2 separate regions of the Homo sapiens genome follow, and region 1 is linked to region 2. Evidence: chromatin contacts called from ENCODE Hi-C or POLR2A ChIA-PET data. All regions are on one chromosome and are shown on one strand. The core of a region is the stretch at or near the end of the contact, and the rest is flanking DNA. Distances in the headings are between cores, read along the strand shown.

Evidence for each region. A loop is a pair of places that touch in the nucleus more often than their neighbours do. ChIA-PET counts read pairs that join two places held with the same protein, here RNA polymerase II (POLR2A). Pooled maps may share reads with other maps.
Region 1: a pooled map shows a loop between it and region 2 (2.5-fold over the local background). The contact joins two enhancer-like sites. A Hi-C loop is called at or near these places in 2 of 50 pooled maps. POLR2A ChIA-PET finds 5 or more read pairs at or near these places in 3 of 52 experiments (H1, activated CD4-positive, alpha-beta T cell and activated CD8-positive, alpha-beta memory T cell).

Annotation. Positions count from the first base shown.
Region 1 is chr11:130,338,091-130,343,925 of GRCh38, forward strand. All of the region lies in intron 1 of ZBTB44-DT (ZBTB44 divergent transcript), which reads left to right. Among named protein-coding and RNA genes, the nearest start is that of ZBTB44-DT, 26 kb to the left of the region's middle. Within about 2 kb of position 2,786, at least 2 of the 41 ENCODE cell types and tissues checked have a DNase peak (open chromatin) inside an H3K27ac peak, as active enhancers do.
Region 2 is chr11:130,386,658-130,392,837 of GRCh38, forward strand. All of the region lies in intron 2 of ZBTB44-DT (ZBTB44 divergent transcript), which reads left to right. Among named protein-coding and RNA genes, the nearest start is that of ADAMTS8, 39 kb to the right of the region's middle. Within about 2 kb of position 2,359, at least 10 of the 41 ENCODE cell types and tissues checked have a DNase peak (open chromatin) inside an H3K27ac peak, as active enhancers do.

The sequences.
Region 1 (5,835 bases), core at 1,536-4,035, 48 kb before region 2:
CAGCCACCTCCAAAACTGCAGCCCTTGCTAGTGATGACTGGCCGTTGCACAAAGATCAGTCTTTCTTTCACAGTGCAAAGGAATCCCTGGTACCCTCAAAAGCCAGAGGAATTAGAGAGGTCAATGTAAAAGAGAGCAGAGCTTTAGCCCCGAGAGGATCTCGCCACAACTCTGGGGCTCCGTAAGGAAAACTGAGAATCCCAAAAAGGAGGCGTGGTGTCTTTTTCTGTGTGGCTCAAGGGGTTTCAGGGCCACTAGAAGTTCCTCCTAGATCTCTTCATGTGGAATCAAAAATAGCAAAAAAGAAGGAGCAGTAGAAGTGGAAGGAAATGGAAGAACAAATCTTAAAGGAGCCAATTTGGAGATTTAAAGCTTTCCAGAAAGGCCAGTGAAATTTTACTTTTTTTTTTTTTTTAAGCAAAATCATGCCAACAAGAAAGGAAGCCGACAGAGGAACCGAACACAATTAAAAAGGGATTTCAGTTGACTGAAAAAAAATTCCCAGAAACAGAATCCAAAAGAGAAAAACAGAAAGACCTCGAAAAAAAACCCCACAAAAACAGCCTGAATATCAGCTTTTAATTTGGTTGATTTCTGACTGTAGAGTTCTTTAAAAAAAAATCTTATCATATCTCTTATTTTCAGATTTCAGCAGGGATAAGTAGCCAATATTTCTGGCTTTTGACCTGTTTTTTCTTTTTTCTTTTTTTTTTTTTTGAGACAGGGTCTAACTCTGTTTGCCCAGGCTGGAGTGCAGTGGCACAAACATAGCTCACCGCAGCCTTGACCTTTTGGGCTCAAGCAATCCCCCGCCTCAGCCTCCTGAGTAGCTGGGACATAGGTGTGCACCGCTATGCCTGGCTAATTTTTTTTTTAATCTTTTTAATTTATAGAGACAAGGTTTGCCATGTTGCCCAGGCTGGTCTCAAACTCCTGGGCTTAAGCAGTCCTCCTGCCTTGACCTCCCAAAGTGCTGAAATTACAGGAATGAGCCACTGTATGCAGCCAGTTGTTTTTTGCTATTGTTTTTAACAAAGGTACCTCCCAAGTGACTTACCAAAAGCAAAAACCTTAGCCAAGGTTATAACTTAAAGAAGGATGCATGAGGTATTGCCAAAGAAGTACAAAGCAGTCCTTACAAGACCCAGAACTACCCCCCCAAAAGACAGCTTAAAAAAAGGAAAGCTTCTCTATGGGCATCTCAGATGAAAGATTAAAACAGTCAGTAAGACAGGAAATCAAAAGCTGTATGGAAGGGAAAAGCGTCAATAACAAATGAGTATCCCAAAAAGTCACGAGTCACATAAATATTAAACCATAACTGGGCCATGGCAGTGAAAGCACCAAATCCTAACCATAGACCACAGAGTGAGTGGGTGCCTTTTTTTTTTTTTTTTGTAAATAAATCCTGCAGGAAATCCAAAGCAGGCAGTGTTTTTTGTTTGTTTGTTTTTGTTTTTAAACTTTAGAGACAGGATCTCACACCCTGGCCGGAGTGCAGTGGTGTGATCTCAGCTCACTGCAGCCTCACCCTCCTGGGTTCAGTTGATCCTCCCACCTCAGCCTCCCGAGTAGCTGGGACTACAAGCATGTGTCACCACACCTGGCTAACAAAGCAGGCAGTTTGAGCATACAAGGATTTTTTTCTTCAGATAACCCTGTTCTGAAAGCATACAAGGATTTTAACTTAGTTTTAGGTCAGAATTTTTGCTCTTTAATTTTGTCAAGATGATTTCTAAGGCTAGCCATAACACGATCATGTGTCTTTTTTTTCCAATTTGATCCTCCCGTAAATACAAATAATGCATTGTTTAGAAAGAGAGACCTCTAAAAACCTTTCAAGTATAGAGTCTTTCTAATTTAAAGGATGTATCTGTTGGTCACTGAAGGTGAGAAATTCTAGAAACTTGAAACTTGAGTTTTTTTTTTTTAATTTTAGAGATTTTTAAAAGTTATTTTGGCATGGTTATCTCTTAGGGACACTAGTTTAGATCTCTGGAGTCTTTTAGATACCTTGAGAAACCCAATTAAAGTAGGCTTCCCACTCAGGCTGTTTATTCTTTCATTTTAGCCCTGTAATTGAGAAGGAAAACAAGTTTTGGAGATTAAAAAAGCTTCAGGTTGGCAATTGTAATTCCAAATCACTTTCAGTGATATTGGTCCACTGAGAATGAAATTTACAAGGTGAATGACCATAATGTTTGTCTAAAAAACAAACAGGTGTTTAAGAAGGGGGGTAACTTAGCACCTATGCCATTAGAAGCAAAAGAGCTCCTGAATACCCACCAAAAAGGGAAGATTTTCTTTGTTGACAGCTGGCAACAAAGGCTACCCAATAAAGGCTTCAACCTCAACCAAGGTGGGAGGTTCAGGAAAATGAGAGGACTCCCCAATAGGGTTTGAGGCTGTCAGGAAGGCAATGGAACGCAAGGAGTTCCTGCAAATACCATGCTTGAAACCACAGCAGCACTGGGACACAGAGGAAGAGAGTCACTTGCATCCCACTTATGACACCATTTAATGTCAACCAAGAAGAGGTGAAAGACCTTACTGCAGAGCAAGGAATCAAGGCATTTATTGGGGTTGTAGGAATTGCAATTCATGAGACATAGATTCAGCTAAAGGCCAAATCATATTCTGAAGAGAGGAAGGAGAGTAAGGATTTTTAAAAGGATGCTGAGAGTGGTTACACTAGTTGTTTTTGAAAGAATTATCGTGGGTGGAGGTGGCTGGCTTAGTACATGAGTCTACAGTCATTGGTTGTGGTTGTTTAGGAGTCATAGTGCTAGAAAACTTCAGCTGCTTTCCAGGATGTTGTGGTCATGGAGGTTTGGCCTAGTTGAAAGTTTCAAGGCAAGGTCCTGTTTTTTGTTTTTCAAGGTTGCAGATCATGCAGGTCATCCTTAGAATGGCTTCCCTGCTCCATTTTAGAGCTGTGAACCAGAGTAATGCTATTTGGCATATCACATTTCATAGTCCTCTACTGAAAACTCTCCAAAGGCTCTCCATCTCACTCATAGTGAAAGTCAACATCCTGGAAATGGACTGCAAGGCCCTATACAATCAGGTCTTTCATTGGTTCTCTGACCTTACCTCCTATAGCTCTCTACCTCACTCATATTTTCTCAGCCATCCTGGCCTCGTTGCTTTTATCAAACATTCCAAGCACTTTTTCACCAGGGCCACGCAATTACTGTTTCCTCACTCCCTTGCCCTCTTTATTCAGGTGCCACCTTTTCATTGAGATCTTTCCTGATGACCCTATTAAAATTATAATCCTGCCAGCACTTTACTTTTCTTTTCTCTCTCTCTCTTTTTTTTTTTTTTGAGATGGAGTCTCACTCTGTCGTCGAGGCTGGAGTGCAGTGGCGCAATCTCGGCTCACTGCAACGTCCATCTCCTGGGTTCAAGCAATTCTCCCTGCCTCAGCCTCCCGAGTAGCTGGAATTACAGGTGCCCACCACCACGCCTGGCTAATTTTTTGTATTTTTAGTAGAGACGGGGTTTTGCCATGTTGACCAGGCTGGTCTTGAACTCCTGACCTCAGGTGATCCACCCACCTTGGCCTCCTAACGTGCTGGGATTACAGGCATGAGCCACCATGCCTGGCAGCACTTTACTTTTCTTTATTGTACTTATTACTTTGTAAGATACAATTTACTCAGTTATGCTTTTCGTTGTTTTTCTCTTCCTAGTAGAATGTAAACTATCTAGGGCAGAAATGTGTTTCTTTTGTTCACTGACGTAGCCCCAGGGCCTAGTACACTGCCTGGCACATGGCATATACTCAGACATTTTTGTGTGAGATAAAAGACCAAGTTCTAGTCAAGTCACACATGGAGGCAGTAACTTGGTGGTGAAGCCACCTGATACTCTCAGTATTGAAATAGGAAGCAAAGTTAGCTGCTGGTTGGCCATGGCTTGAAGAAAATGTTGCACATTTGCAAGAGCAGTTGTCGGGAATGATAAAAGCAGCACATGAAAGATTCCCAAACCTCACAGAGGGTCTTGCTGAGGTTAAAAAATCTATTTCTGAAGGACCAGTCTGGAGATTTTCTACAGAATCTTATCATAGCTACCATTTATTAACTGTGTCAGGAGCTATAGTAAATGCATTACCTTCACTATTTTATTTTATTTTCACAATAACTGAGATTAATATTATCATTTACATTTTACTGGAGGGAAAATGGAGGCTTAGATCAGTTGAATAACTTGTCCATGGTTACCCAACTAGAAAATGGCAGAGCTGGCCAGGCACGGTGGCTCACGCCTGTAATCCCAGCACTTTGGGAGGCCGAGGCGGGCAGATCATGAGGTCAGGAGATTGACACCATCCTAGCTAACATGGTGAAACCCCGTCTCTACTAAAAATACAAAAAATTAGCTGGGCGTGGTGGCGGCGGGCGCCTGCAGTTCCAGCTACTCGGGAGGCTGAGGCAGGAGAATGGCGTGAACCCGGGAGGCAGAGCTTGCAGTGAGCTGAAATCGCACCACTGCACTCCAGCCTGGGCGACAGAGCGAGACTCTGTCCCCACCCAAAAAAAAAGAATAGAAAATGGCAGAGCTGAGATTCAAAATCAGCTCTGTTTTACTCCAAAGTCCATCATGCTTTGCACCATGCACTATGCTTCTTGTTGGTGTGGTGTAAGAAAGAGGATGTTTGGATAGATCCAATCTGGAATGATTTCAAAGTGGATGAGGCAGAATAAAAGAGGTCTACAATGTTAGTTTGTAGGAAGTAGAGTGGTTGAATAGTGTACTGTGATTCTAGGCTGGACAGAGATGGTACCACGGCCATGAATGGAGTAAGGTTCCCAGAAGCCAAGGGAGAAATGAAGGAATTAGATATATTAATGAAGCAGTAATGCAGGGCGACGGACAATTTTAGCATCATGGCAGAATGAACCAGTGAGGATCTCTGCCACTCCTTTTCTACTGCAAAGACATAGAAATGGTGTTCTTGGGTGCCAAAAGTGAACGAGGAACTAAAGTCTGGATCTGTAAACCTGCTGCCTTAGCCAAGGAAATATCAAAGCAGGATATACACTGTATAGGCTAGTTTCCTGGCTTTTAACACCTTTGTAAGAATAGAAGATATGGCCGTGTGTGGTGGCTCACGCCTGTAATCCCAGCACTTTGGCATGCCGAGGCGGGTGGATCACCTGAGGTCAGGAGTTCCAGACCAGTCTGGCCAACATAATGAAACCCCATCTCTACTAAAAATTAGCTGGGTGTGGTGGTGCATGCCTGTAATCCCAGCTACTTGGGAGGCTGAAGCAGAAGAATTGCTTGAACCTGGGAGGCAGACGTTGCAGTGAGCTGAGATTGCGCCACTGCACTCCAGCCTGGGCAGCAAGAGTGAAACTCTGTTTCAAAAAAAAAAAAAAAAAGATATGGCCTTGAGGTAGGGTTAGTCAGGAAACTGAACTGAGATACCTTTTAAATCAAGCCAGGGCTCTGGTGGAGCTACTCCTCAATGAAAGGGGAAACTAAAAAATCCTCAGGGAAGTTGTAAGGGAAATGGATGTCTTCCCATGTTCAGACTTTTTAATTTGAATTTATCCCATACTTACTGTATTAATTTGAAGAGGAGATACTAGTATAAAAGCTGAGCCTGGACAATGAAATCCTTCTTGTGCCTGGCAGATGCAGATATAAAGTCACTATGTAACACACTTCTATAACTCAGCAAACTCACAGGGGAAAAGAATCCCTATTGAAGATGAGCTCATAGTTGAATTTCAAACCACATAGAGAAATAATCCACTATGCAAAGATTTATCAGGCACAGTATAATTACATTTCTAAAACTTTGATTTTTATAGAATGATC
Region 2 (6,180 bases), core at 1,109-3,608:
CTGAAGGCTGAGAAGGGAGAATCGCTTGGACCCGGGAGGCTGAGTTTGCAGTGAGCCGAGATGGCGCCACTGCACTCCAGCCTGGGCGACAAAGTGACACTCTGTCTTAAAAAAAGCAAGAAACACACACACACACACACACACACACACAGAAAACCCATGATTTTTGCATGTGGCTTATAAAAGGGCTTTGACGGTAATTTGGAAAGATGCCTTTCAGAAATGTATTGAATTTTAGGAGCATTGCTGTAATAATAGTGGCTTTCACTGACTGAACATTTGTTGTGAGTCCTTAAGCACTCGATATTTAAAATCTTGTGTAATCCTAAAAGTAACCCTGTGAAGAGGTTTTTTGATGAGCTACATTTTAGAGGCCTGGAAGCTAATGGTTAGGATGGTTATCCAAGATGTTAACTCAGATTTCTCACACTCCAAGGTCCGTGCACCACGGTGGTGCCCACCTTGAAGGACAAACACTGACTGGTTGTGTTCAACTTAGTATTCTTAAGGCCACTTAGGGCTGTTCATTGTACAACCCCAGGAGGTGTCACTCATCTCCTGCTCCTAGCATATTTGGATAGTGTTTATGACAAATTTCTAGCAGACCACACTAAAGTGTCTTGAGGAAGGGGAGGTCTTTAATTCACAGTTGCTCAAAAGTTGAAAGTTGGTCTCAGTGCGCCATGGTCACCTGTAGAAGGCAGGGCCCTGAAACGGGGAGGGATTCAAAACCTTGAAAAGCTTTTACTTTATTTATTTATTTTTTTGAGATGGAGTTTCGCTCTTGTTGCCCAGGCTGGAGTGCAGTGGCACGATCTCGGCTCACTGCAACCTTTGCCTCCTGGGTTCAAGTGATTCTCTTGCCTCAGCCTCCTGAGTAGCTGGGACTACAGGTGCACCACCATGCCTGGCTCATTTTTGTATTTTTAGTAGAGACGGGGTTTCACCATGTTGGTCAGGCTGGTCACGAACCTCTGACCTCAGGTGATCCACCCACCTCGGCCTCCCAAAGTGCTGGGATTACAGGCTTGAGCCACCGCACCCAGCCTTGAGAAGCTTTTAGACGAGCCATGTTGGAACTGACAAATGAGAGTTCTTTCTTTATTTCTTTTTTTTTTTTTCTTGAGATGGAGTCTCACTCTGTCGCTTGGGCTGGAGTGCAGTGGTGCGATCTCCACTCACTGCAACCTCCGCCTCCAGCATTCATGCGATTCTCCTGCCTCAACCTCCCAAGTGGCTGGGATTACAGGTGCCTGTGACCACGCCTGCCTAATTTTTTTGTATTTTCAGTAGAGATAGGGTTTCACTATGTTGGCCAGGCTGGTCTCGAACTCCTGACCTCGTGATCCACCTGCCTCAGCCTCCCAAAGTGCTGGGGTTACAGGCATGAGCCACCTCACTCGGCCTTTTCTGTTTTTTTAAGACAGGGTATCGCACTGTTACCTAGGCTGGAGTGCAGTGCCACCATCATGGCTCACTGCAGCCTCAATCTCCTGGGGCTCAAGCAATCCTCCTACCTCAGCCTCCTGAGTAGCTGGAACCATGGGTGCTTACCATCACACCTGGCTAGGTTTTAAAAAAATGTTTTTATTTTGTAGAGATGGGATCTCCCTATGTTGCCCATGCTGGAGACTTTGTATTACTTAGGATCTGACACAATATCTCACTTACCTTTTTTCTGTCTTTGGAGTGAACTATATTTTCCCCTAATCTTAGGTGTTAATTTAGTTTCATGGAACAGGCAATGTACAATATTAAGAATTGATTGTATGGGAGATGCTATGGTAGGTCCCTGGCAGAAAGAATGAGGATGCGGAATGAGGAGAGAAGGATCAGTGGTGGGCATGGAGTGACATGGTCGGGGTGGGAACTCAAGAGAGATGCAAACGTGAGTAAGATGTGGGCTTGACCACAATGTATAAACGTAGAGGAGACCCAACTATGAAGGCTGTCCGTAAGTGTTATGGTGGTGGGGGCGGAAGGCATAAACAAAATCCTCTGGGTACACAGGAGATAGAGAAATACATTCTGCCTGGGAGAGCTGGAGAAAGCTTCATGCAGAGGGTGACATCTGAGCTGACTCTTGAAGGATGGGTAGGCCCCACACACACAGAGAAGAAAGGAACAGTAGCAGGAAAGCCATGAGGTGACAGTGGTCTACGGGCTAACATGAGAGTGAGCTACACGTGTTGGGGGTGGGTAGGAACTGTGGCAGGAAAAGCAAAGAACCTTGAATGTCCTCTTAAAGACTGTAGATTTTCTACGGGCAACGGGAGTCACTGAAGGTTTTTGAGCAGAGGAGTGGTGTCTTTTGATCTTTTGATTTTCCAGGGCTGGCTCCTTTGGCGTGTGCGGTTACCTGGTAGCGTCGGTTATATGATGTGGTGCGAGACTGTGCTTTCACTTTTCCTTTCCAGGGGAGCCCTCTCAAGGAAGAGAACATTATTGTGCTTTTATCTCCTTTTGTCCAGCCTTAGTTTGATCCTCTGTTTGCCATTTCCCCTCTCTTCCCTTTGATGTTCTTGGCAAGGGAAGAGTTATACCATTGACATCTTCCTATTGACATCTGTGTCAGGTATTTGATTCCTAATACCACATGATTATTCTTTTTGATGAATCAATGGGCAAGGAAATAAGTTGCTCTCACTGTCCATGGGTTGGAAACCCAGGAAAGTTTAGGAATAAAAGAGTCGAAGAAAGCAGCACACAGACAGAGAGGTGGGACGTGCATGAGAGCAGAGGACAGCATGCCGTGGTTGGAGGAGGTCTCAAAATAGAAGGTGCTTCTCTTGGGATTCACACCGCGGGCCTTGGCAGGCAGCCCACCCTTATCGTCATTAATTTCCTGAGTTCAGAATTGGGTACCACACCCTGGTGTTAAGCTGTTAACCTCCAGCATCAAGGCCACAGCCGCTGGGGAGAATTCTTTTCTCAAGCTGTGGCCTCGTCAGAGTTGTCCTCTGAACATGCCACAAAGGGTGAATGTTCCATCCAGTCCCACAATTCTGGAATTCTATGTATACTTATGTACCTCCCACGCCTTTCCTCCAGGACACGCACACACAGAGCAAAGTCTTCCTATAGCGGGCCATGATGCTGCAATTGCAGAGTATGTAAGTGTATGTGTAGGCGTGTGTATATTTGTAAAAGCAGAAGTGCACGCATACGTGTGTGTGTGCATGTGCATGCACATGTGTATAGGGGCATGCGTGTGCATGTGCACACAGAAATATGTAGGCTTTCAATACATAGAACACGACTTTCCTTTCAGACCTTTCTTTCTTCTATTGCCTGAAAGTATAAAACCTGAAATAATGTGGATAGTTTGAGGAAACCAAGGATGTTTCTAGAGCCTGGCTTTTCATAGGCTCTAGAAACAGAGCTCTGTCTGCTCTAGGTTTCGAGACTGGTTACCGTTCTCAGATCCAGGAGTTCTTTAGACGTCATCCAGTTTTCCTTGCTATGTGCTGTGAAATTACAGCCGTGCCATCAGTAGAGGGCTCCCTCAACCTTAGAAGCTGGTGAGAATGCTTGAAGGCCACGCAATGTAAATGGGAGAAAAATGCAGATCTGACTGTGAATTTTAAATCCAGTGCCCCAAAGTACTTTTGAAGAGAAGAAACCCTAACCCATCCTGAAAACAGACGATTTCAGCAAGAAGGTATTTGTAGTGTTTACATTACATGACACTGTTTAAATTCCTGGATCAAGGTCAGTGTAATGTTTATGCTCAGAGTAACACATAGCTAAGTTATTCTTCAAAGAACGCAAGAAGCAGGGCAACTCCCTGACCAATGGTTTAATTGTTTCTGGACGCGTCACTCATGTTCCTAAACTCAGGGTTTCCTAACTATACAATTACAGAACCATCAATCACCTTCAGTCTCAGTCCTGGGCCAAAGCTTTGCAGATGCCAGATCTCAATTTGGCATTTACCCAGATTTGTGCCAGCTAAACGTCAAGTGTCCGGCTGATAAAGCACCATGTCCGGGTGTTGAATGCCACAGTCTGCTCAGGTAATTGCAGCTGGCCAGCTGCTCTGCATTAACATTGAGAAGGCTGAGTGGTGGATATGCAGGCAGGGGAAGGAAGCCGGACACTGCTGAATCAATGTTTATCTATTGGTTGATATGTCTCTTTTTTACAATTTTTGAGACAGGGTCTTACTCTTTCACCCAGGCTGGAGTGCAGTGGCACAATCCTGGCTCACTGCAGCCTCCACCTCCTGGGCTCAAGCAATCCTCTTGCCTCAGCCTCTCAAGTAGCTGGGCCTACAGGTGCATGCCACCACATCTAGCTAAGTTTTTTAATTTTTGTAGAGATGTGGTTTTACTATGTTGCCCAGGCTGGTCTCGAATTCCTGGGCTAAAGCTATCCTCCCACCTCAGCCTCCCAAAGTGCATGAGCCACTCACTGCACCTGGCCTAAAGTTAGTATCTCGTGAGAGTATTCCGATTTTCCACTCTGAAGACAAAGTGGTCTAGGATCCAAGAGCATGTATTAGTCGGAATTGGAGTGTTCTCTCCCTCGAAATGTGCTAGGTAACCACTGTCCCGGTTTTGGATTGAACTCTTTTCCTTATGAGCTCTAGTCGGCCAAGCACGCTCCATTATTATAACATCATCTGAGACATGTCACAATGAATAAGGCCACCACTTGCTTGGCTTTGGGTATGTGTCCCTGAGGAAACTGCAGGAGCACACCCCAAATTCCTTAACTACATTTGGGAGGTATCTTGGGCTTTTAATTGGGGGTTGTAAGGACATATCTGGGCAGTGGGTGAGGCTTCCTGATGTTCTCAAATTCTGGAGAAAAGGAGACACCATACAATGTGACCAAAATCTACCTCTGACCCGTCTGCTATCAAAATGTATCAAACACAGCAACAAAGCCAAAGAATCACCTGCAGACTGGGGGGCGGAAGGGCTTGGGGACTGGAGAGAAAGCGGAGTTCGTGAGGTCAGGGTCTGTCATTGTGAACTGTATAGGTTTCCAAGAAGTAGCATGAGTCTTCTTCATGATAGAAAGGTAAATGCGCACAACTAGAAGTCTTGGGGAAGCCACTCCAGCCCACTGCAGTGGGAAACTTAGTGATTTCTGTTTGTCCTGGCTTCCTCCATTCAGATGTTTCTCATCAGCTACGTTCAGATTGATTCCATTTGCAAAGCTCTCCTGGCAGTCTCGGCGGAGCAGGCTTGGTGGCAAAATCTCTGGCATTTTCTGATCCTGTCCAGGCTCTGCTCTTCTTGTGTAGTTTCTTGGCGCTTTGGCTCCCAAGCAGAAACTGGCTAAACAGAGGCTGCTGCTGAACAAAGCCAAATGTAAAACAGAACATTGGAACGCCAAGCGGAGTGGTTTTGCTAAATGTGGGGGCTGGGAATGGGCAGAGGACAGTGAGGGATCAGGAGAGGGAGGGACCTCCTTAGAATCGGGCTGAATTACGCCCTGGTGAAAGTCTGTCGCGGCCCCATCATATCCGCATCCTCACTCACTGTGCAAGATCAAAGGTTGCATCCTTTCGCTCTCCAGTCTCACTAACGAACACAATATTTGGGTTGCACCCAGCAGCACCCTCTCATTTCCTGGCCCCCGTGAAGGTGTATGATCCTCGAGGCCCTGACACCTCTCTTCCTTCTCATCATCCATCAGCCCTGCCTCGCAGCCTCTTGTCAGTTTCCTTCTCGGCATCCCCCTCCCCAGCTGCACTGTTCCACACCTGCCCCATCTTTTCTTCGCCCACTTGATGCTAACATTTCCTGTACTGTTCTGAAGGGTCCTCATCCTCCCTCTCTTCACACTGCCGCAGCAGGGCGAGGAGGTCCAGTTGGAGAAACTGCCAGTTTCTCCCTTCCAGTGTCAGGAGAGGGAGAAGGATGCTGCTGTCACGGCCCCTTGGTTCTCTGTTGCAGGGGCTGACAGCACGCCTTCTGTTACTCTGGTACTTCATCTTGCTGTCTGGATTTAACTTCCCCACGAGCAGATCACACAGTCTGAACTTCCGGTGGATAGCTGAGTATTAGGAAGCAGGGAGCCCACTGGCTTTAAGTCCAAGATGTTTATCGAGTCCAGTAAAGCGGATTCACACACACATGCACAGGCACATCCGTGCACACGATCATGCAGTCTTATGGTTACACAGTTCAAAATTCAAAAGGTGCAAAAAGGCAGAGAGTGAATGTT